Regions from separate parts of the Mus musculus genome. Here regions 1 and 2 are each linked to region 3. A link is a loop called in an ENCODE intact Hi-C map of the cell type or tissue named here. Cell type or tissue: left cerebral cortex. All regions are shown on one strand.

The links. Peaks named below come from ENCODE experiments on the same cell type or tissue, not always from the same donor. Only the 100,000 strongest peaks of a DNase experiment are listed, where the experiment ranks them.
Region 1: it touches region 3 in a loop (2.3-fold over the local background); 7 of 42 quality-filtered maps call a loop at or near these places.
Region 2: a loop joins it to region 3, with 4 times the contacts of the local background. A loop is called at or near these places in 4 of 42 quality-filtered maps.

The regions. Positions count from the first base shown.
Region 1 is chr1:151,163,997-151,171,996 of GRCm38, reverse strand. No RefSeq gene overlaps it. Among named protein-coding and RNA genes, the nearest start is that of Gm36139, 13 kb to the right of the region's middle. In left cerebral cortex, no CTCF peak of the experiment used is centred here; a DNase peak (open chromatin) is centred at 4,052.
Region 2 is chr1:151,246,788-151,254,787 of GRCm38, reverse strand. It overlaps Gm46162 (a long non-coding RNA gene), which reads left to right and starts at 3,464. Exons shown (of 2, transcript XR_001779479.2): 1 at 3,464-4,229. In left cerebral cortex, no CTCF peak of the experiment used is centred here; DNase peaks (open chromatin) are centred at 3,156 and 3,757; H3K4me3 peaks cover 452 bases; H3K27ac peaks cover 538 bases.
Region 3 is chr1:151,074,801-151,082,800 of GRCm38, reverse strand. It overlaps Gm36297 (a long non-coding RNA gene), which reads right to left. Exons shown (of 4, transcript XR_387468.4): 3 at 7,076-7,154; 4 at 5,471-6,146. Gm36139 (a long non-coding RNA gene) reads left to right here. Exons shown (of 3, transcript XR_387463.3): 2 at 7,375-7,493. Gm36077 (a long non-coding RNA gene) reads left to right here. Exons shown (of 2, transcript XR_387461.2): 1 at 1-26; 2 at 2,049-2,356. Among named protein-coding and RNA genes, the nearest start is that of Gm36077, 5.1 kb to the left of the region's middle. In left cerebral cortex, a CTCF peak has its summit at 3,712 (motif pointing left); DNase peaks (open chromatin) are centred at 1,943, 2,120, 3,013, 3,692 and 1 more place.

The DNA.
Region 1 (8,000 bases), 89 kb before region 3:
CTCATAAAACACAAGGATAGAAGGAATTGAAGAATCTTGACTGTGAGACATTTATTATAGGGATTTTTTTTTTTTTTGTCCCACTCTCCCTGGGGAAAGCAGTACTATTGTCCTGCAATGAGCACTTAATGCCTTGTCAAATGGGTGCCCATTAAGAGTCTTGGCATTGGGTTGTCTTTGTGGTATCTTAGCTCCCAGTGGCTCTCTTCCAGTTGCCACCTGATCTATCTGGCTGAGCAAGCCTCCAAGTCCTGTGCTCTTGTCTGTGACTAAAGTCCTTCTCTTTCTGGATTAGGGATCACAAGACAGTTTGGCCACTTCTTTTCTTAGGCAATGCACTATTATTGTCAACCACAGAGAACTTGATGTAATGTAATGCAGAGACTTGTGATAGGTGTGTGTGCTCAGGAATGTGAGTGAACAGGCTGGCAAATTAATGGGGAAGGAAAATAGTCTTTAAAGACACTGCTAGATGTTTAAATACTCTGGCCTTTCCTACATTTGTGTAAGGCCATTTCCAGATGGTGAATTCAGGTTAAGTCAACAATATATATTTTTTCTGACAGTAAGGATTGAGATAAGTAAGTGAGATATTGCCTATGAAATCATGTGTGTGAATGGGACTGGCTTCAAAGGAATACTCCATGGGTCCTTTCTAAATATGTGGCATCTCTTCTATATTATTTATTCCTTCAGTAGCCTGTTTGTAATTTGGAAGATGAATCTATTGTGCAGTTCAAATGGTACACTATCTATTTAAACTAGTGATGACTTGGGCCAGCCTGACAATTCACGACAGTTACTTAATCATGAGTAAAACTGTAAGTTTTTAAAGCTAAGAAAAGCTCTGATGCCCAGGGCAGACAGCGAACATGCATACTGAGAGGCAGATTTTGAACCCCCCTGGCTACCATTGTTTGTCTTTGTTTTTTTTTTTTTTTTTTTTCCTTTTCTTTTCTTTTTTTTCTAAAAGGAAGAAGTTAGATTTAAATCCAGTTACCCAGAAAAAAATGTATTGTTTCAAAATATATCCACCAATTCAGTTATTATACATTCAGGGACAGTGCTAATGTCAGTGGGACTATAGTCATTAGCAAAATTACTTTGGCCCCCATTGAATTTTATGTCTACAGTAAAGCTGTCCAGCAGAAGTAGGATGTGAGGCCAGATATGGTTGGGTCCTAGCACATGGAAGGCTGAGGCAGGAAGATTGGGAGTTTGAGACAAGCCTGGACTCCTACCGAGACACTGTCTTGCTTTTACTAATGCTATAAAGAAATGAAATGTTAGCCCAAGTGTAACTTAAACATTTTTATTAGAAACCATAAAAAAACAAACCTAAAAATTTCATTTCATTTAACTCAATTTAGCTAAAGTACTCTATTGAAATGTAATTCAATAATCCTAAAATAATCATGACATTTTCTTTTCTTTTTACCTTACTGTCTCCATAATTTGGTGTGGATTTAACACCTGTGACACATCTCAGCTGGGGTCAGCCACATGCTAAGTTCTCAGGCCTATTGGCTGCTGCATTGGTACAGGTACGTTTGCTAACACCTACATAACCATACAAGCAAACGTTTGTATTTTAATGGCAAGAAGTAGAGCTTATGGGATGCACTAGAGAGAGCCAGCTTTGAGGAAAGGGAAAGGGTATTCTTGGGAACAGCATAGGTGAAATCTAGGAGTTGAAAAATCTGGGAAAATAAGGCCAGTGTGCTGAATGGGAAGAAGAGAGGTACCAAGACAGGAGGTGAGAGAGGAACAATCCAGGAGAAATGGGGTTTCAGAAACACAAACATTTTAAACTGTAGATACAGACAGACACATGGGGAGGAAAAACTAGAGAGGGGAGGGACTAGATACTAGTTTTAGAGGCATAAAGATTAGTCAAGTTACACTGTTTGTGAATGTTCTAATGTCCGAGCTTCTTGGAGATTACACATTAGGGAGCTAGAGCCACAATTGGAGTAGGAGCTGAAAAAAAAAAATTAGCCAGATAGATCAGGAAGGGAGGAAAGACATGGCAAACATAAACTGTGTCCTACAAAGATCAAAGGTCATGAGGGAGACTGTATTCAGTGGTGGGAGTGGAGGGGCCAACAGGACAAAGCATGGAAGAGTCAAAGATGCTGATGTGAAGCTCTCTCTCTCTCTCTCTCTCTCTCTCTCTCTCTCTCTCTCTGTGTGTGTGTGTGTGTGTGTATGCATAGGGAACTGAGTCAGTAGATCTTCAGCAATAGGTGAAGTTTCCTTTAGTTGTCTGCTAGTAGCCTAGTGGGTGGTAAGTGAGGAGTTTATGTAGAGATGAAGTGTCCAGAATTAAATAATTGCTATTTTTGCACTGCATACGAAGTTCCTGTCAGTGGCAGTTACATGTTATTGTATATAACACATAGCTCAGATCCTATAGGGATCTCTACCTAGCCTGTACCATGTGTGTTCTTGTGAGTACATTCTGTAATATTTGCACAATGGCCAAAAATTGGCAAAGGGCACCTTTCTCAGGATGCTATCACTGTGGCCAAGAAATGTGTGACCACACTTCTACACACTGGGGGTTTTGGAAGGAATAATCCAGAGACTTAAAAGAGGTTCTGGAAAATAGACCCATTCCTCAAATGACCACAGCATTGTACTGAGTCTTGAGAGAAGCCATGTTTGTCTGGAGACTGTGGAGAAAGCCCGTGTTATCTCCCTTATATATGCTACCTGGCAAGCAAGGTATCTGCTCCACTAAGTTCTAGTCAACAACCATACTTAAAACACACACACACACACACACACACACACACACATATTCAGACCATCATTTCTTTTTGCCTTTACATGACACAGAATATTTGTTTATCTGTTTTTTGTCTTTTTGTGTCTGAGCATTGCAGTTAACACAGTGTCTTCCAGTGCTCTCAACGCTGCAGCAAATACGATTTCCTTCTTTATGTCTGAATACTACTCCTTTGTGCATATTTATCAGTTCTCTTTAGCTATTTGTGACTGGTCCCATCTGGGCAGGTTCCACAGCATACTGTAGTAAACAGTGTTGCAATAATGCAAAGAATGGAGGTCTCTGGCATGCCGAGTTCAGTTCCTTTAACAACTGTGGATCTTCAGTGTGATGATTCATTGGCTGAGACCTGTGAGAAAGGCTGACTCATGAATCCCTGGAGCCTGTGTTTCCCACGAGCTCACCTGGAATGCTGAGACTACAAAGGGCTCTCTTAGCCTTCTTGAACAGTGATGTGGCAGTTGCTAAGGTGGGCAGCAAGCTTGCTTACACACCCAGCTGAGATGGACCACTGCAATTGGAAGGATGCAAACCTATCTTACACACAGGGAAAAATGGGCGGGTTTCCCCAGTGCATCGGTGCTCTGCGGTAGGGGCTGTTTCTCAGGGACAGCTGTGTTACGAAGGATGCTTATGTCTGCTTTCCCTCCCCCTTGCAGGCATCAGTGGTTGAGACTGATAGGTGCATGGGTAATAAAAGATGCTCCTGTATATGATGGAGTGACCACAAACCAGGCCTGGAGCAGTGACTCTTAATCTAGGCTTGTTAAAAATAGCTATATGTCTGCATTTATTTTGTTGATTAAAGGCTGATGAAGAGCTGTGCTCAGTGTTTCATGAATAACACAGACTTTTAAAGAAGCAAGTAAATTAAGAGAAATATGACTAGATCTTTCATTGTATGGCGTCCTGGACAACAGAGCTCTTGAAGTCTTAGGTGGAGGGAGTGGGAATGGCAGGGGAGGCTGGGAGCTGGGCTTGATCTGATCAGTTAAGACTCTGGAAGACATGAGCAGTTAGCATTTTCTTCTAAGAGAGATGGGAAGCTGGGGACATTTTGTGTTATTCAGGAGAATATTTACAAGACATGATGTGTGTCTTTTTTTATGAGCTTTCTTTGGCTGCATTGGGGCTGACTGCAAGTAGTCTAGAGAAAAAAAAAATTGGATTCCCCTTACTGATTCTGGTCATGAAGCTGCTGCTGAGGCTTGACTCTCAAGTGACCAAGCAATAAACAGAAAGCACTCACAGAGGCGTGAAAGGAGCAGGCCAGCCTCCTCGCAGGAAGGGGCTCCCACCAGCCACATTTCTTGCTGGCCTGCTAACGCAGCCCGAATCAAAGGAAACAGATCATACAAAAAGCTTCTTTGTAGTTTTGTTTAAAGAGAAGGCATGCTTAGGAACAGGCTTAGAGGACGTGGAGAGCACGCTGATGAGCAGGCTCACAGCATCAGGTGAGAGCACCAGACTTGATACTCCTACCAGCCTTCCCAGCGCAGACTCTTTAGGGGAGCTCGACATCAAGGGCCCTTGGAGCTCATCCTTTATCCAATGGAGACAGACTTCCTCTTCCTGTGGCCTGGACTGTTTTTTCTTCTTCTCTCTGCTCAGCGCCTGCTCTCCTCTGATCCCGGGCCTCTGCTGGTTTGCCGAGGCCTCATGCTTTTTACAACTAGAGGAACTTTAATTATGCTGGTTGCCTGGGATCCTTTCTTCCTTTGTTTGAAGTCAATTAATGATTAAGCAATCCCTGTTTTTGACCTGTCTGTCCCCTGGCTGAAGGAACCATCACGCCTCTGTCCTCTGAAGCTCAACTTTTGTTTGATCCCAGCTCTATCTTCCAGACCTGGGGTGGACTAGCTCACCTGACCTGAGTCTCTGACTGACCTGGACATTTTTAGAAGAATAATGTCTACTCTGGTGCGGATCCAGATGTATCGCGTAGCTGTAGGCTGGTGCTTTTCCCTTGGGTCGTTTGAACACTAGGTGATTAGCCGCCTCTGGATCTTGGCTTTGAATGCTGAACCCAATCTCTCACTTTGCTTCCCTTAGCCAAGACTTGTCTCTCAAGTCATGGTCTCTCTTTTAGCGAAGTCCTGACTGTCTGGTTGGTCTTTCTCTGTTGATCTCTTCTCTTTTATTGGTACCACACCACCGGACAACAAACTTCCAGATCCGGATCAGTCCTGAGGCCTGATGTTCGTGGAAAAAAAAAAAATGGTTCTCAAATCATATTCCAGGGCTACTATGAATAAACTTTATAATTTTAATAGATTTTAAAAACTAACTCATATTTTAAAGTTCATTTTTGTGGAAATTTATTAATGAAATTTCATTTAAAGTTGAACAACACTATATAGTGGTTTCCAATTTTTTATTGCCTATTAATAATTTCCTGAGTTATCTCTCACTGATACATACACACACACACACACACACACACACACACATTATCTACTGTTTTCTTTAAAGTATAATTTGTCATATATAGGGCTAAGTGGTTTTATAAATGATAGCTAGTATACTTTAAAATATATATTTTAAACTTTAGACTGAGCATCATTTTAGAAGTTTCAGTAAACTACCATTAAAAATAATTTTAGCTCATTTTAAAAAAAAAAGAGATATGCTGTAACAGTTTTGTCTACGAGCACACTAGTAAACTGTGATCTTGCCAATAACATTAGAGCAAGTGCTCACTGGAAGAATTCCCTTCCAAGGTATCCTGGCTTGGTTGCTGGAGCACAAGAAGGATGAAGGAGCTGGGGAGGGCTCTGTACCTTATACGGTTCACATAAGCACACTCAAGGGACTGCTTGAGAGAAATACTGGCCTTGGGGTATGCTTGCGTCATTTGTCAGAATTTCCGGACACTAACCCACTGACCATTCTTAGATTATCTCCTTCCAATTACAACTTCCCTTCAAGCTTAATTACACGTGGACTTGCAAACACAGGGGGACGGTTAAACAGCAGATAATGAGGCCAAAGTGCTTGTGTGTTCTACACCCGCCTTTTGTTTGATCACAATCTGGTCTTCCTGGTAATGCACTGTGAACTAGGCATTCGAACCTCTCAGGGCTCAAACCAAAAACCACATTTGCATAAAATCCAATATTCCTTGCCTCTGAAGTACCCCTGCTGTATGCATGCCTCTCTCGGCTTTAAGGGGAGATGTCTGCACAGTGATGGAAGACAGCCGTGGACTTTTCCCTTCAGACTTCCATGTTTGCAGTGTTTTGCTTCACCTTGTAAGGTCTGAGATAGTTCCTGCATAAATAAAATCTATTCTGAAAGTCTTTGTAAAATCAAGACCTAAGGGGATATGATTTGGAAAGAGAATCTTTATTTCTATTCTCTCTATTACTCTCATCATGGCCTTTTTAGTTTTTATTCTGAAGAAAATAATTTTATTCTAAATTAACTAACAAATGGAAACATTGCTCTGCTGGTTTAAAAAAAGAGCACCCAAACATTTGTTCAACCCCAGTTTTTAGCGTTCTACATAAAGTCAGTCATGGTTTCATGGTTTTTCTGCGGCAATAGAACAATTAATAACAGGAGATTTAATCTAGGGCTTCACTATCAAGTACATTATATGTGTGTGGTGTAAGTGTATGTGTGGGTGTATGTGTGTGTGATGTATGCACACATGTGTGAGGTGTATGCACGTGTGTATTCATGAGGCCAGCCCCTTCTAGAGGAGATCAGAGATTCTGCTTCATCTCTTTCTACCTTCTTCCCCTGAGAAAGCGTCTCTCACTGAACCTTGAGCCAACCTGGAGCCAGACTGGCAGTCAGTAGCAATCTTACTCTCTCCTTCCTCCCCACCCTCCCATAATGCTCTGGTAAGTGAGATGTGTGATTACACTGCTTACATGGGTCTTGAGGATTCGAACTCATGTCATCATACTTGCACAGCAAGGTCTATTACCATCCGAGCCTTTTGCAATTGCATTTTTTGGGGGAAGGGTAGGGGGGGAATAAAGTCATTTGTTCACCAAAGCCCATTTGCCATTCTTCAACTTGAACATCTTGCTTAGATTAATCTCTTTGCAAGTCTTCAGTGCCTTACAGAACTTAATGTGACCCTGGCTTTTATCGCATTCCACGACATGTTTCATTGCTTCATCTCACAAACACAGGGCCCCTCTGCTGCTATGCCCTCCGAGGGGCAATGTTGCTAATGCTACCCAGATGCTCAGGGGTGGCTGAGTCCCAATGTGTGCCTCGGGGCGTCACCCACAGCCACACTGGCTGCAGCGCTGTCACCTTAGTCATCAGACCTGGTTACTAGATGACCTTATCAGTTGACCTCACTATACAGGTGGTGGCTGCAAGCTTGGGTACAGCTCTCACGTGAGGTGCCCAGCAGGCTGGAAGAGACCACATGAAGGCTGTAGCTTCAGCTTCCGTGAGGCGTCCTAAATATGCCAATTTTTCCTCTTGTTTATACAACTACTCCATGTTCCTGACTGAAAAATTAAAACTACAGATTAATAGAAAAAAAAGTACCCTAAATACCATCTGGTAGAAGAAACCTCCCTTAACAGTTTGGCTTACAACAATATTATTATTGGTACATGTTGCCACATGAATGTACTACAATCACTAGCCCCCTTTTTTAGAAATGATGTCCACTGGAAATTTATGTGCAAATTTTGGGGTTCTGTAATCTGGGTAGACAAATAGTTCAGGGGTAATGAGAAGGTAGCCCAAAGGGACACGTGATATAATGACATGGAAAGATGGTATCTGAGTATTTGAAGGCGGAATCATTCTACTGTGAAGATAGAGAAAATCCTTGCCAGGGCAGTGAACTGGCTCAACCCACCTACAGGCTGAACAGTGTGGGATTCCTGTGAGGTCATTCAGCACCCCTGCCCAAGTCCTTCGATTCTTTTATGTGTTTGGCTTAGTTAATAATTGAAGAAATTTTATAAATTTCTTCCACTATTTATGAAATTAGCAAAAAAGAAAACAAACAGAAACAAAAACAAAACCTCCATACCCCTAAACCAAGCTAAACCATCACCACCAACAACAACCAATTAACCAAACCAAGCCAAACCAAACACCTGACTTTAATGCTAAAACATAACACCAATGGTGGTGTGAAAAACTAGATACATTCATAGACTGTTCTACATTGCCCCAGTGGTGCTGGAGGCCATCTTGCCCAAGTAGAAACAGGGCAGCGTGGTTGATA
Region 2 (8,000 bases), 170 kb before region 3:
ATGCTCGCCACCAGTGGCGTCCTCAGCCCTGGAAGTGCATTCTAGTTTTGGATGCAATACACACACAGTAGCAAGGTCAAGGGTACTATAAAGTTAGGACTGTAATCCAGGCTTCAAGCTTTTAAGATATCTCTGGGGCAATGACTTCAAGGCTGTTTTGGTTTGTGTTTTGATTTGGGGGCATTTTTATTTTGGCTTGTTGGCAATCTACTCTCTGCGCTGCTCTCTAGTACCCCGACTGTGGGTGGCTTCAGGAACTTACTGGAGGGAGAGGTGAGCCCGGGAGAGAGGCATTGGTATGCTGTGTTGCATGTAGCATGGGAATGCACAGCGAGGCTTTGATGGATCCAGGAGCAGCAGGGCTGGTCCCTGGGAGACAGAGATGATGCCAGGCTTCTTCTGGCCTTTCGTGCTCATACTTTCTTGCCCCATCCTTGCCGGTCTAGGCACTCCAGGCTCCCCCTCCCCAAAACCTGCAGTGGCCAGGAAACCCTCAGCAGTTGCCCATCCAAGGTGTGGCCAGCCTGGTTTCCACTTGGCAGAACTGCTCTGTTCCAGATGGAGAGAGTACAGGAACTTTGTCTCCATGTTGCAAATGTTTTCAGAATCAGTCTTAATATCTGAAAAGTTAGAAGTCAGCGAACTGACAGGCTACCAAGGAGTACCCAGATCTCTGACCATGCACTGTTTGCAAAGCTTTTGCGAGCTCCCTCCAGAACTAACTTCTCAGTCTCTCGCATCACCATATTCTATATGATTATTCAAAACCTCAGCATATTTTGTTAAGCTCAGTGTTCACTGGTCTTTTTTTTTTTTAATTTATTTTGAGTAGGGCCTTTTCCTTATTCACTTTTGTTATTTTTTACTTGAGAAAAAATTATCTAGCCGGATGTGGTGGCGCACGCCTTTAGTCCCAGCACTCCGGAGGCAGAGGTAGGCAGATTTCTGAGTTCGAGGCCAGCCTGGTCTACAAAGTGAGTTCCAGGACAGCCAGGGCTATACAGAGAAATCCTGTCTCAAAAGACAAAAACAAAAAAAAACCAAGCAAACAAAAAAATTATCTAAATCCATTCATACTAAGATGCGAGGAGCTGATATTTGCTTGAGATACCTCTGTTTTCTTAGACAATCTAAACACATAGCTACAGGAGGAGGGAGTCCAAGGAATGACAGCTTCTAATTAAAGAAACGCTCATGCCGTGGTATGAAATAGCAACTGCAGATCAGGTCCAACAGGGCACGTGACACCATATAAACCACATAAGGACACTTCACTTTCCCCACAAAAAGATCCTTTTTTTTTTCATTTATTGAAATGTTTATTTTTTTTTGTAAAATATATTCTGATTATAATTTCCCCTCCTCCTACTCCTCTCAGTTTCCCCACGAACCCCCTCCCATCCAGAGCAACACACTTCCTTTCTCTCTCCTTAGGGGAAAAACCCCAAACGAGCAGGGCTCTAAGAAATAATAGTAAAATAAAATACAGCAAGTTACATAAAAAACAAACAAATCAGAATATAGCAAAACAATCAAGCAAGAAAAAGAGCCAAAGTAAAAGCTCAAGAAATGCATATAAGTGTGCACGTGCACACACATACAAAGACACATACAGAGAGACAAATACACATATACACAAAGACACATGCATATACACACACAGAGACACAGACACACATACATGCACAAAGACGTGCATACACACAGACACACACAGACACACACACACACTAAAAAGTTCCAACCAGGAAGCAAAGGACCTATAAAGTTAAAAAAAAAAAAGCCCTAACTTAACATTATGAGTTTAAAAAAAGCCCTAAAGGTGCCTGTAGCCTGCCCTTAAGAGTGGTTTGTTTCCTCAGTGAGACTTCCTTGGAAAAAACAAATTTTTCATTTGCAAGTGGCTATTAATCAGAGATAGCTTCTGGGTTAGGGTGAGGAGCGTGTCTACTTGCGCTCTCAGCAATAGAGCTCCACCTGGCACAAACCTGTGCATTCCCCGTGCACGCTGCCGCAGTCTCTGTGAGTTTGTTTCTGCACTGGCCTTATTGGGCCTAGTAGGCCTTGGTTCTGTGGTGTCCTCCATTCTCTCTGGCTCTTGCATTCTTTCTGTCTCCTCCTCTGCAGAGTTGCTGGGGTCCCGGGAAAAGGGATTAGATGAAGGGGTCTGTTCTGGAGCAGAGTGTTCCCTGCTCTCTCACTCTCTGCCTAATGTCTGGCAGAGACATTATGGGTCTCTGTATTTGTTCCCGTCTGCTGAGGAGGAAGCCCCTTTGATGATGGCTGAGCAAAGCCCTGATCTGTGAGTAGAGCAGAGTCTATGAGTTGTTAGGAAGCACGGCTTTTCTATATTCATTTAGCAGGACAGCAATGTTTGCTTTTACCTTCAGTCTCACGTTATTCACCACCCTGGAGAAGAAAGACGCTGTTGCTGTCTCTTTGAGTCATTGCACAATGACTTGCATTATGGAATTCTATGGCTCTTTAAAATGTGAAGTGTTGTCCCTCCTATGAGAGGGACTGTTGGGAGCCGACTCCTAACGGAAAGCGGCTATCATCTCTGCAGCCATCTCGGGCTATTTACTTACAGGTGGTACTTTTCCACCCTGACGAGAGACTTGTCTTCCTAGCATGATGTTTTAGCGAAAAGCCCACCACAGCTGAACACACTGATAACATCTTGGTTTTCCCCTCTGCATCCAGGACCTGTGGTTAAGTGTCTCCAGCTGCACTCCCCAGCGAGTGCATATATACCCATAGTTGCCTGCTAATAAACGAGACTTGATCTTTGATCACCTGTTTTGTTTCTATTCTTCGTGTCTCTTACCCCTCAGCCCCCATGCTCTCTTGCAGACCCTGTTGACTGACCCACGGACTGGGTCAAGGGACCTGAGCCTAAATTGACACAGCTTGTTCTCTCTGTGAGTGACTCTTAAAATTTTAACGGGCATTGTACTGGTTAGTTTTTGCTAACTTGGTACAAGCTAGAGCTTTCTGGGAGAAGAGAAACAGCTGAGAAAATGTCTCCACTATACCGGCCTGTAGGTAAGCTTGTGGGGGCGTTTTCTTGATTCGTGATTGGTGTCCTAGGCTCAAGCCAGTGCCACCCCTTGGCAGGTTGTCCAGGATTGTATAAGAAAGCAGGTTAAGAAAGCAGGCCTCGAGGAGCAAGCAGCACTCCTCTATGGCTTCCGCCTCAGTTCTTACCTTCAGGTTCCTGCCCTGACTTGCCTTCATTATGGACTGTAAGCTGTACAGTGAGATAAATCCTTTCCTCCGCAATTGCTTTTGGTCATGGTATTTACCACAACAATAGAAACCTAAATGATACAGACATTTGTGTTATTTTGTAAGTAACTGGGCTTTGAAAAGTCCTGAGCATCTCCGCATGGGGAAGACTCTGTGTGTGTGTGTGTGTGTGTGTGAGAGAGAGAGAGAGAGAGCGCGCGCAAGAGAGAGCTGGAGGAGAAGGAGGGGTCTCTGTGCCCTCAGAACCATGTTAGACAGGGCCCCCCTTCTGTGCTTTGAGGGAGGCTAACTTTGTGTAGGAGGCTGCCTTTTTCCATCCGGGAAAGCTTCCTGGGGAGTGATTTTTGGATCGCAGTTAACAAGTGTGTAGTGGGCACTCTGGGAAGGAAAGATGAACCGGCATGTGTTAGGGCTGTACTATGTTACAAACCTCCTCCAAACTTACTGGCTGAAAAGGACAGCCATCTGTTGGTCACTGTTCTTCGGTTTGGCAGTTCAGTCAGAGCTCAGAAGGATGGTTCGTGACTCATCTCTGGTCTGCAACTGTTTGCGGTTGCTGGCTGTCGGGTCACAGATGGCTTTGCTCCTGTCGCAGCTGTGCGAGGTTCTTTTCTTTCCACCGGGAGTGAAAGCAGAAGCAGCAGGGCTTCTAGGGTGGAGGGGTGGGGAGTCACGTGATGCTGCTTCTGCTATATCCCGTGATCCCATAACTCTCAAAGTCACCCCAGATCCAAGGAGGTGGGAAAATAGACGCCACCTACTTAAGGTAGGAGCTGTGAAGAATATATGGCCATATTGAACCCTCCATAGGGCAATTTCGATGAGTAAGGCAACTTCCGGGATGGAGCAAGGACGACTGAATTCGAGGAGTTTTAAGGAATCCTACTTCATTTAACAAGGACTCCTATATAAATGAGTAGCTTCAGAAGGAACCAACATGAGAGACCCGAACACTAAATACTTAGAACCAGGGCTTTAAGGTAAGAGTCAGCAAAAGCCGGGACCTGTCCCCTGTCCCCTGCCGCGAGGAGTTTGTTGGACTTCAGCTTCCTTAATGTTTTTAATTTAACAAATGTTTGTCTTGAGATCTTGAAAGAATCTGTTTCTTGAAACCGCATGTCTAGGCTAGACTTTACCAACAAACATTACAGTTTCTAGAAGTCAGCAGACAGAGGCTTAAGCAGCTGGCCTCAAGAGCTAGACAGAGCCTGGGTTCAAAGCCTGTCTTCACCATAAAAAGCCTACATTGATTAGCCACTGGAGCTGTCTGCAGTGGGTTTTCTTTCTTTCTTTTTTTTTTTTTTTTTTTTTTGCAGTGGGTTTTCTATTGGTCTAACATTGTTCTTACACAACAGGACGACCCCGAGGATCTAATTCACAGACAGGTTTATGGATTCACTGGTGGACTTACTGGAGGGGCTTACTTAACATAATTCTACGTTTTGAGGAGCCCCTCCCCAAATTACTATCATTTCTTTTAGATCATTATGTTTATCAAGTTATTAACATTTCTTGCTATGTAGTATAGGCTGACCTTGAGTTTGAAGTCCTTTTCCTCCTTCTACCAAATGCTGCTATTATAAGTGTGTACCATTATGCACTGCTTATGATAATTATTTTTACTCTTTTTAAAAAGTATTTCTAAATTTTTTATCTCTGTGTGTGTGTCTGTGTGTGTGTTCACATGTGTTCAGGTGCTTCAGAGTTCAGGAGAACCCAGAAGAAGGATGTGTGGAGGCACTGGTACAGGTGGTTAGGAATTGCCAGACTTGGGTGCTGGGAAACTGAACTTGGGTTTTCTCCACAGGCAGTACTTGCTCTTAACCATGGGGGCATCTCTCTAGCCTCACAGCTATTATTTTAAAAAGAATGTATTGTTTCAGTCTCATGTTTCAAGCTGGATATTTTGTTTCCATAGTACATCAGGTTTATAGACTTTTTATTTTCTGAACAGGGTTTTTCTGTGTAGCCCTGGCTATCCTGGCTCTGTACATCACACTCGCCATAAATTTGGAGATCTGCCTGCTTTTGCCTCCTGGATGCTGCCATTAAAGGCATGTACCCCTACCACTTGGCTTACAAACCTTTTAAAAATTACAATGATTACTGTATGTTAATTGTACAAATTAATGGGACTTCACCACAATGTTTCCATGCATGCATTCATTGTGACCTGATCCTGTTCCCCCCCATTTCCATGCTCTGTCCCCTTCCTCTTTCTACCTGCTTCCCCGAGCCTCTTTCCCTTCCCTAAAGGTCTTACATTTTCAGGTTCCTTAAAAAAAATGACCATCATAAACTGTTCTAATTTTTGAACAGTTTCCTACACACATATAATTTTAGTCATTTTACCCCTCTCCACCTCCTTTACTCTTCACTCACACCCTTCCCAATACCCCCCCCCCCCCCCATTTCTCAACAAGTCCTACAGTCATTTTGTGTCTGTGTGACACACGGAGTCACACATTTCATTAGGGCTGCTTGCATGAACGTGGATGGGCGCTACTTACTGGAGGAGGATGAGTAACTTACCAGCGGCTACACTACTGAAGAAAGAGGCTTCTTATTCCTCAGCAGCTACTAGCTGCCCATAGCATAGCTCTTCAGAGAATAAGTGTAGTGTCTCATGTACCTGTCCCCATTCAACGCAGGATGCTGAAAGGCCTGTCTCGTACAGGCAACGGCAGCTGCTATGTGTGAAATATCCATGCTATGTTCTAGAGACAGTGTCTCACATCGCTCCTCCTCACCCTCTGACTTTTATCTTCTTCCCATTCAGTCCACTGTAGTGTTTCCTGGCCCCTGGAAAGAGTGATCTAGATGTCCTGCTTAAGGGTAAGCATTTAGCTGTCACTCATTCTCAGGACCAGTTATGAGTCTCAGCATGAACTGCAAATAGAAGCTTCTGAGAACGTGGCCGAGATTACCATTACCCTATGGTTAGTATAACATAAACACCTGGGACGCATACTTTCAAGTCTTTCTTTAGTATCCCCTGTTGTGGTTTTTATGTGCACCACCCAGAAAGTGACACTATTAGAAGGTGTGGCCCTGTTGGAGTAGGTGTGTCACTGTGGGTGTGGGCTTTAAGGCCCCCATCCTAGCTTCCTGGAAGCCAGTATTCTGCTAGTAGCCTTCAGATGAAGATGTAGAACTCTCAGCTCCTCCGGCACCATGCCTGCCTGGATGCTGCCATGTTCCCACCTTGATGATAATGGACTGAACCTGTAAGCCAGCCCCAGTTAAATGTCCTGGTCATGGTGTCTGTTCACAGCAGTAAAACCCTAACTAAGACATCCCCCTTCGGACAATTATTTTAGTGGACAATTATAGAGCCAACCCCAAGTCTTGTTTATTCATCTGTGAGCAGAATAAAAACTCACACAGGCTAGGAATGCCTTCCGTCTTCCTTTCGTCCTTTACCTAGAGAAAGAGGGGTTTCTCAAGGCTGGCGGGTCTCACAGCTTTAGCAAATAATCCTCAAGTAAGGGAAGCTTTTTTTAACCACAAATGCATTTCAAACAGAGGTAATGAGTCCACACCAGTCTGGAACAACCAGCGCCTCCTAGATCCTGGTAATTGAAGCTCACTTGTATGGAGTCTGGATTGGGCTCATATTTTTTTCCTTTTCTTTTTGCATTGCCACAAATGAAAGTCTGCTGACCAGACAGATAGAAAACAGTTGTATGGTGGTCACTATAAGTATTCAGAGACTGTGCACTTGAGCCAAATGTAACCAGCACAGAGCATGGGGTTAGGTTCAGAAGGAAAATGCCGTGTGGCGATGGAAAGGATTAGTATAGCACTCACAGCCCAGGCAAAGAAGCAACATCTCTTGAAAAGTACTGAATGAGGTAGAATGTTATTTCCTGCCAATCAGCTAGGAACATTCCCAGCCCAGCCTAAGAAGACTCCCTGCAGAAAAACCAAGAAATACAGTTTTGATGGGACCACCTATACCTTAAGGCCTCTGGGAACTTTAACAAGGACCAATTCATGAGAACTGTTGCTATATGCCTGAACAAGAAACTAAGCATGAATTTCAAGTTACCCATCAAGTCTGCCGAAGGGACTGAGATACTTCGGCAACAGGGGTCAATGAAGATGGGATGTCAATAAGCAATCAGTAGGGATATTTTTTGAGAGGCGGTGAAAATGAGCTTTTGAGTTAGGCTTTTGCTGCAGGACAAAGCAGAAGTATAGCTCCCCTGCTTCTTTTTTAAGTCCTTTTTTTTTCTTTTCACGTGTCTTTGTCTGTGTGTGTATGCCACGTGTCTGCGGGTTCCTGCAAAAGCCATAAGAGGGTGTTCCATTCCCTGGAGCTGCAGTTGCAGGCGTGTGAGCTGTCCATTGTGGGTTCTGGAGATTAGAATTGGGCCTTCTGGATGGGCAGTGAGTGCTTTTTTTTTTTTTTAAGATTTATTTATTATATGTAAGTACACTGTAGCTGTCTTCAGACACTCCAGAAGAGGGCGTCAGATCTTGTTACAGATGGTTGTGAGCCACCATGTGGTTGCTGGGATTTGAACTTCAGACCTTTGGAAGAGCAGTCGGGTGCTCTTACCCACTGAGCCATCTCACCAGCCCGCAGTGAGTGCTTTTAACTGCTGGGTCATCTCTTTAGGGCCCCTCCCCAAGGATAATTTTAAATTAGAAGTACCAATTAATGCACACTCTTGACGCAAGACTTATTTTCAAGAGAATTTCATTAGCACAGGCTGATGTAGCTTTAGTCCTAGCCCTTCAAGAAG
Region 3 (8,000 bases):
GAGAACATGTTGAGGAGAAAGAGGTGGTTAGTGTGAAACTTCTCGGGGGGGCTTAGAAAGATGAGGACGGGATCTTTCTCAAGGGAGAATGAAAGTTGGAATCCAGACAGACGGGAGTACGTTGGGAAATCAGAGTTTCAGTGCAGAAGTAGAGGGAGCAGAGCCTGAATCTTTATTTAGTAAAGTTTGTTGTGAATTGAGAGTAGAAGAAATGAGGGAATTTTTAAAAATGTAAATAGGAATGATATGGTAGAGAGATGCTTATCAACCTTAATCATCAACCCAAAGCAGTCCCTTTGGCTTCCATGTGTGTGTAAGAACGAAATGGAATTTGCCCTCCTGCACCTGACTTATTTCATTAGTATAATGTCCTTCAGCTTAACCCTGTCTCTGATCACAGAGATGTAGGGAGTAGAAAGGTGGTCACTGGAACTTGGGAAGGGGTGGAAGCAGGGGAAGACAGAGGGAGGGTTGTTTGTGGTAGAAGGGTACAGGTGGATAGGACCAATGGCCTCTAATATTCAGCACCTCAGTAGGAGGAGGATGGCTGGTAATAACTGATTTCATATTACAGATAGCTAGTGCAGAAGGAATTTCAATATTCCTAACAGAAAGCAATGATAAATGTCTGAGAGCAGGGTCAATTACCCTGACCTGATCCCTACACACTATACACATCTATGCAGTGCCACACGGCAGCCCGTTAAGTATGCTCAATTACTGCGTGCCAACTGAGAATCAAAACATATTTGAAAATAGCTGATTTGGGTAATTTGTTGGATTGTTCTGAAATAGCAAATGATGTATTCAAAACTGCTCTTCAGAGAGCGAGCCGTGCTAAAACAGTTTTAGGAATAAGCCTTTTCTAAAGTGATGGTTCCGAGGAGTCACTGTATGTATCTCAGAGTCAGTTCCTGGCAGTCGTGGCCCACATTGCTTCCTTACATGAAGCTGGATGCTTAGTGAGTGCTTTTGCTAAGTGATTTCTTTCCTCTGGATCGTCAATGGATGGTTTCAGTCGGTCCTCTAGACTTCTCTTTCTTCAGTTTTGAAAATTGATGGCTAATGATGAAATGAATTGCTGTCAGAGTAGTTCAAACATGGTACTCAATGGAAACAAGTTGGTGTTGGGGACTGGAGAGCTGGATCAGCAGTTGTAAGGGCATACTGCTCTTACAGAGGACTTGAGTTCTGGTCACCCATCCCCCTTGGCTCACAACAGCCTTTATGTCCAGCTCTAGGAATCTGACACAATCTTCTAACCTCTGCACATATGCAGAACTTATCCTACGTGGTGTAGGATAATGATGGCTGATAACAATGAATTCTATGTTCAAACTAACTAGGACAGGGTACCTTTAAATTAAAAATAAAATAAATCTTTAAAAATGAAACGGCATATTAGGGCCATGGACACAGCCAATGGCAGACTTCATGTCTTACATGTGTAGGGTCCCAGGTTCAAGACCAGCATTGTTACAAGAAAGACCAAGGAAACAAGCAAATCTCAGCACAGACTATAGAATTTCACTTTTGCAAAAGCGATATACAGATACTCATAGACTTCATTCGACCATTTATGTTATACATTAGTAGACTGAAATTATTTTAAATAAAATAGCAAGGCTTGATAGGAAATAATAAAAAACAAAAAAACAGCCATGCCCAACCAGGTAAAAATATTTTCAATCCCAAAGAACAGCTCAGATCGTTTGCAGAGAGGATAGATATTCTCCAAGTGCCAGACTCGGCAGGAGAATTTGATTGATTTGCATCTTAGTTCAGACCTAAAAGGACCTTGTTGGTGCTGTTGTTTCTAATGCTCTGTTTCTAAGGCTCAGACTGCCTCCAGCTGTCTTCCTGTTCTTTTCTAAAAGTCCCTGGTTTTTTATGAGCCTGTCCTCCAGACTCTCCTTTTCCGCTTTGCTAACAATAACGGCTCAACTTCCGGACACATTTCCACCAGCGATTTCTTAGCCCCTGCTTCTGAATAGTTTTGCCAGTGAACCCGATTCTTTCCTTCTTCTGCTTCTGGTCTTCATCTACAGGGTCCAGAGTCTCAAGCTCTGTGTCAGCTTCAGGTTGCAGGTTCGCTGCCTGCCTTTGCAGGACAAATGCTCGTCTGGATTGACAACGTTGTCCCTGTTTGCCCACAGCGGCCACTGGCTGTGATGTGTCCTGGCACCCTCCTGCAGTGGCCTGCCACTTGGAACACTGGACCTTGGCATGCCTCTGTGCTCTGGCCCTTTTGGAGATTGTCCCTCAAGGGCTTCATAAGAAATTGGTAACTGTGTTTACTTGGTGGCTGGGAAGAAAGTCTTTAATATCTCAATTAAAAAAAAACTCATAATGTAAATATTTTTTGTTGTTGATGTTGTTTGCTTCCCCCACACACACCTTTTTTAAAATAACATGTGGAGAAAGGATCGTAGATCATTTATTTATTGTGTGTTTATAGTGTCTTAAACACCCCCACCCCCAGCCCTTTTTAGTGCCTTTAGGTCCTTTCTGAGTCTTAACTACCCAGCAGGTTTCTTATCGTCCTTGCCTTGGGGAGTTGTCCTTTTCTGTGCTCTGATAACACACAAGGTCTGCTGGAGTTCTCCGAATGCCGTCTGCTCTGCCTATCTAAGTTTTGTCTTTCCCATTAGACTGCCGGCTTTGTTCTTTTCCTCTTTGTGCAAAGTGGAGCCGCGCAGTCCTAAGGCCCAGAATCTTGGCTCCAGGGTTGCTCAGCTCTTTCCAGTCACTTGCCACCATGGTCGGTACCTTAGGTGCCACCCAATTTACGTTCCGGAACAGTGAAGCCGTCCATTATTTATTTAAACCCTATTTTTAGAAGAGCTGCAAGGTGCTATGAAAACGTTGGGTCTCACCCTGAAAGTTTGGGCAAAGTTCCTCCTAAGAAGCAATAAGTGAGTTTAGATTTGAAAAAGGAGTAGGCCTGAACCAGTTGCCTCTGGAGGAGAGCTCCAGGCAAGAGGAACATGTGGGTGGACTCCGAGCTGGCAAGAAGCACGGGGGTATAGTACCAGGACTATATTGGAAAGATGAAGTAAATGCAGCTGGAACACAGCTCTGGTGAGCACAGAGCTCCGAAGAGCCAGGCTTCCGTGGGCCATTCTCCTGTTGCCTTGAGCCTGTATCCCATGCACACTAGTCATTTAGAGGATATGTTTTAGGCACCAAAATAAGGTCGTTTTGGGGTCAGTGATGAATCACAAAGATCCACCCCGGAAAGAAGAAGCTGCCTTAAGACATTTATTTATTTATTTGACTGCGAGGATTTAGGAGCTGCTAGGTGAGTCCCCGGAGAGATGGAAAGCGGAAGACAGAGGTGCGGAGGTAAAAAAAAAGGAGAGTTATCAAAAGCTGCTGCCTCTTAACACCAGAATCCGGAGCTTTGTGTCCAATGCCTCCCTCTCCCTTCACATACCCTTAGTTTTAGGATCCTGGGCGTTGGGGTGGGAGATTGACACTAGCCAGCAGGGGTTGTGTCTGAGGGGCTCTGGGGTGCTGGGAAACTTTCCCAGCAATGCTAGCTAGCATCTGTATTTACGACAGACCACATTCAAATACATTCAAAGAATTCTGGAAATAAAGCAGGAGGCTGAAACCAATCGCTCATCGCAGGATGGAGGACCATTGCCAAGGCAAACAAGAACAGGTGAAACGAGGAAGGAGCAAGCTCTTAGTCTCCCTCTAGCGGCCACTGTTGGTAGAGACTAGCCGTGCGTCGCCAGCGTGCCAACCCAGGTTTCACATCCAAAGCAGAGAAGGGTGTGTGAAAACTTTCATTTTTATGAGTTTTTAGAAAAGACTCATAGGATGGGGAGGACAGAAGAAGGACAAAGAGGGCACTGAAAAATGGCGACAGGGACAATGAGAAAAGGCTGTCCTTAGATCTCAAAGTGCTTTGAGAGAGACTGTGAAACACACCCACTGTAAAACTAATAATAGTAATAACAATAACAACAACAATAATATAACAACAACAAACTGTTAGGATATGAAGACAAACATTGCTAGAACAGAAAACCCTCGAGTGTGACTTTCATTTCTGCCTTTCCACAGTGCAGCAACTTTGGAAGCCACCGTAGAAAAGTCATTCCATAAACTCTTTTTGGTGTAATAAAGATGGATTCTCTGTCTAATGCAGAAACACACAAAACTTCTTTGTTGGTTTATGCTACTTCAGTCTCTGGATTGGAAAGCACGCACACGGGTGATCATTTAATTACGAATATTATATCCACTTGAGCACGTATATTTTAAATAGTTGATAAAGACCCAAAGTCAGATCTCTCACTGTTGGGCTTAAAGCTGTCGGAAACAATGACCCAGGTGAGGTCAAAGGAGATGCCCCTACAAGTATGGTTTGTGTTCATCTCCTAAGGATCTTACAGCTCTCCTGCCCAAGACCTCCCGGAAAAGAGCAGGTCTCTCTCATTTTCTTGAGCACAGTTCTAAACTCCCTGCCAGCCTTAGGCTTCCCTTGCGAGCAAAGCCAAGCAGAGGGCCCTATCCAGACCCAGAAACACTCCCCGTGCATATCCTTTTCCTTTGCTCTTTTGGTTTTTCTTCCCCCCCCCTCCTTCCTCCTCCCCCTCCCTTCCTCCACCCCTCCCTTCTTCCTCCCCTCCCTTCCTCCTCTCCTTCCTTTCCTCTTCCCCCTCCCCTTCCTCCCTTTTTCCTCTCTTTAGTATTTAGAGTCTTGAAATATATGAGTGGAAACATCAGATAAGTTACAGTAAAAGCAGGGAGATGTCTATAGGCCTGAGGTGAGCTATTTGATGACTCTCTTATTGTTTTTTGGTTGCTGACAGTTAGTAGTCTGTCAATTTTGCACATTTTAAAAGACTTATCTGTTAGTCATAGATACAGAAGCAGGCAAGGAATTGATATTTAAAAGTGGTAAAGGTAGCCCATATTAAAGTTGAGGCTTTGGGTCTGCAGAATTCCAACCTCCCTACAAATAGTGGAGTTCTAGTCACTTAATCAGCCTTATAAAAAGTGCAGCTCCTCCAACAAAATGTCATTCACACCATATAGTGCAAACTGGCACTGAGCTTGTGATTTTCCTGCCTCGGCCTCTTGAGTCCTGAAATAACAGACATATATTTCTATGCCTGGCGCAGACTATTCATATTCTCTGCTCATGACATGAAAGCTAGTCACACCTAACCCATAAACAATACATTATACATATTTCTAAGTGCTTATAAATAACACATTCTTTAAAATAACCAAGACTGGGGCTGCAGAGGTGGCGCCATGGTTAAGAGCACTTGGGGATTGGTTGCTATCATTCACATGGTGGCGCGCAACTGCCTATAACTCTAGTTGCAGATGTCCTTTGCTGGCCTCCATGAATATTCTACACACATGGGGCACAGGCAAAACATTCATACCCATAAATGAAAAAAAAAAAAAACACCCACAAGGCTGAGGCAGGAGGATTGGTTTGAGTTCAAGGCTAGCCTGGGTTACAGAGTGAGAGCCTGTCTCAAAAAGAGAAATGGGAAGGCGGTGGGGAAGAAAGTTAATTATTGTTTTGATACCAAGTTGTCTGGATTCCAATCAGAAGCAAATTGATATTTTAGTCATCTGAAGCAATTCTAACAAAATAACTTGGTGATTCATTAGATACTTTGCGGCAGTAAGATTGCAACTTGTTTTCAAATGTACTCTATTAAAGGGTGTGTTTGTGAAAGGTAGAGTAGGCACAGAAGGCGACTTTTCACCGTCCTCTCAGTCGACGTCAATGCAGCGGTTTAGTTCTTTTCTTCCAACTCCTGTACATCTCCAGAGAACCAATAAAGTGAGTCCTTTGATGTGAAGAGAATGCTAACCATAAGCTATAACCACAAAATATCATCTAAGAGGAGCATTGAAGTGTTATTGATTGTTCAAATGGACTCGTCCGTCTGAAACTGTCATTTCTTGGACATAGTTCCCCTTATTACTTGTAATAATTATTGTTGTATTTTATCCGGTCTCTCACTTCTGAGGGCCAGCGTTACAAGACAATGATGACTTCAACGGAAGACAGTTTGTTCTACCTTCTAACTCCTCAATAATGGCTCTTGTTTTCATTCCGTTTCTAAAATGGACACCATCAAGGATTGCTGATCATTCATTGTTCTCTGGAAAAGCAAAACATGTTTTTAACCAGGCTTACGAAGAAAGTTGACAATCATTATAAATAAGTTTATTTCTCAGAAAAATACAAGATTGTTATTAAAGTTTCCTAGGTCACTCCAGATAGTAAGTTAAAAAAAAAAATAAACTATTCATTATTTAGGTGTTTGTTAGTGGCAGCATTAATGTGAGAAACGAGGCGGGGAAATCATACAAACACAAATCCATTTTTGAGTCTTTGAGTTACACTGCAATGGATTATGGGATTGATTATGAGGTGAGAGACTATCTCCAGATATCTCGGGCACTACTCCATGTCCTTGGGCACCAAGAACAGAGTATAGATCATACTGTAGAGTTGCTCACTTTCACACTAGTGCAAAACTAGGTAGCTCTCACTAGCCTAGCAATGTGTGGAATACTTGTCAGAATTAAAGGACATGGTGTTGTTTTTAAAGGCATCTACCAAACTCCAAACAAAAAGAGAAGCCACGAGCAGAAGCCAGGGAGAGGTTTGTGTCTTTGTTGATTATCCTTAACCATTGACAACCAAACTTTATCACCTCCCCTGACCCTCTTTGGAGAGAAGCTATTCATCTCTTGCTCGCCTGTAGACCCTCTGGAACTTACTCACACTTTATGATATTTTAGCAGTGCCCCAAGCTCATCTTGTCTCTGCTGTGAGTTCCTTATCCAGGGCAGCCTTTCTAACAGGTTCAGCATCTTCCCTTAGCAGTTCTTCATTCTCTTGTTGCCCAAGTTCTACGTAGCTAGTCTCTATCTTTCTCTAAACGGTATAAAAACTGTCCTGGATCAGAAAGCTGCTGCTCATGAGATGAAATTGCAGGTGGCACATTAGAACATGCTTTTCCCTAACAGCAGCACACTGACTTAGTCATCACACTTCCTCTATCCCAGCGATGCCAAAACTTACAAGCTTCGTGTACCCTGTCCTCCGGAAAATGACTTCCAAGTTCTTTTCTTCTTTGGAGGTAAATTGCTCATGTAGATTCCTAGAAAAGGAAATGTATTTCATGTCAGTTCCAGAGACAGCCTCACGTATGTGGCCTAATATGCCTTTTTAATGGTCTAGATCAAGTAATAGCCAAATGCAAAATTTAAAAATTATCCTTCCTTCTACCAGGAAGTCAACAAACACAAAGTAATTTCAGGATGGGTTCATACATAGGGGGAAAGAATAACTGTGCCATTGTACTTTTTGTTACTCAACAGGTTCAGGACGCCCCTAACAACAGCTCTTGGTAGAGCAGAGGTTTGAGATCAGGTGTGAAACCTTGCAAAAGAGTCATTTTCCAGTTTCAGTGTTGCTGGAATATCACCACTGGGCAGAGGTGAGGCTTAAGCTCCAAACTTCCCCTTAAACTGTGTAGAATTGGCACCTCAGGCTTACAGGTCAGTTTCACAATCTGTAATATTCAGGTATGGCGGAGGTTTACCTAGAAAGACCAGAATCAATGTCTTAGATGTGGCAACCGAATATGTGTCTGTGTTCTAAGACAAGTGCGGCAGGGAAACCACTGAGGTAGACGACGTTCAGTCACTGCGATGTGTGCTTGCTGAGCAGCCACGCTAGCAGTGACAGTTTCCCTTTGCTTTCTCGTTTGAAAGCAAGCAGAGTTCAGAGCAAGCAGTGGTCCACTGGCTCTCTAAAGAAGATATAATGTGCTTTGTATTCCAAGATGATAATGAAGTTTATATCAGAGACACATGGTTGGACATGCTCATACTTTCCTCTGGCATCCCACAGTTAGGCATTCATCTTGTTTTATATTCACATATCCATGCAAAGGTCTTACCACTCCACGTTTGGTTTACTGTCGCCCATGTCTCATTTCCCC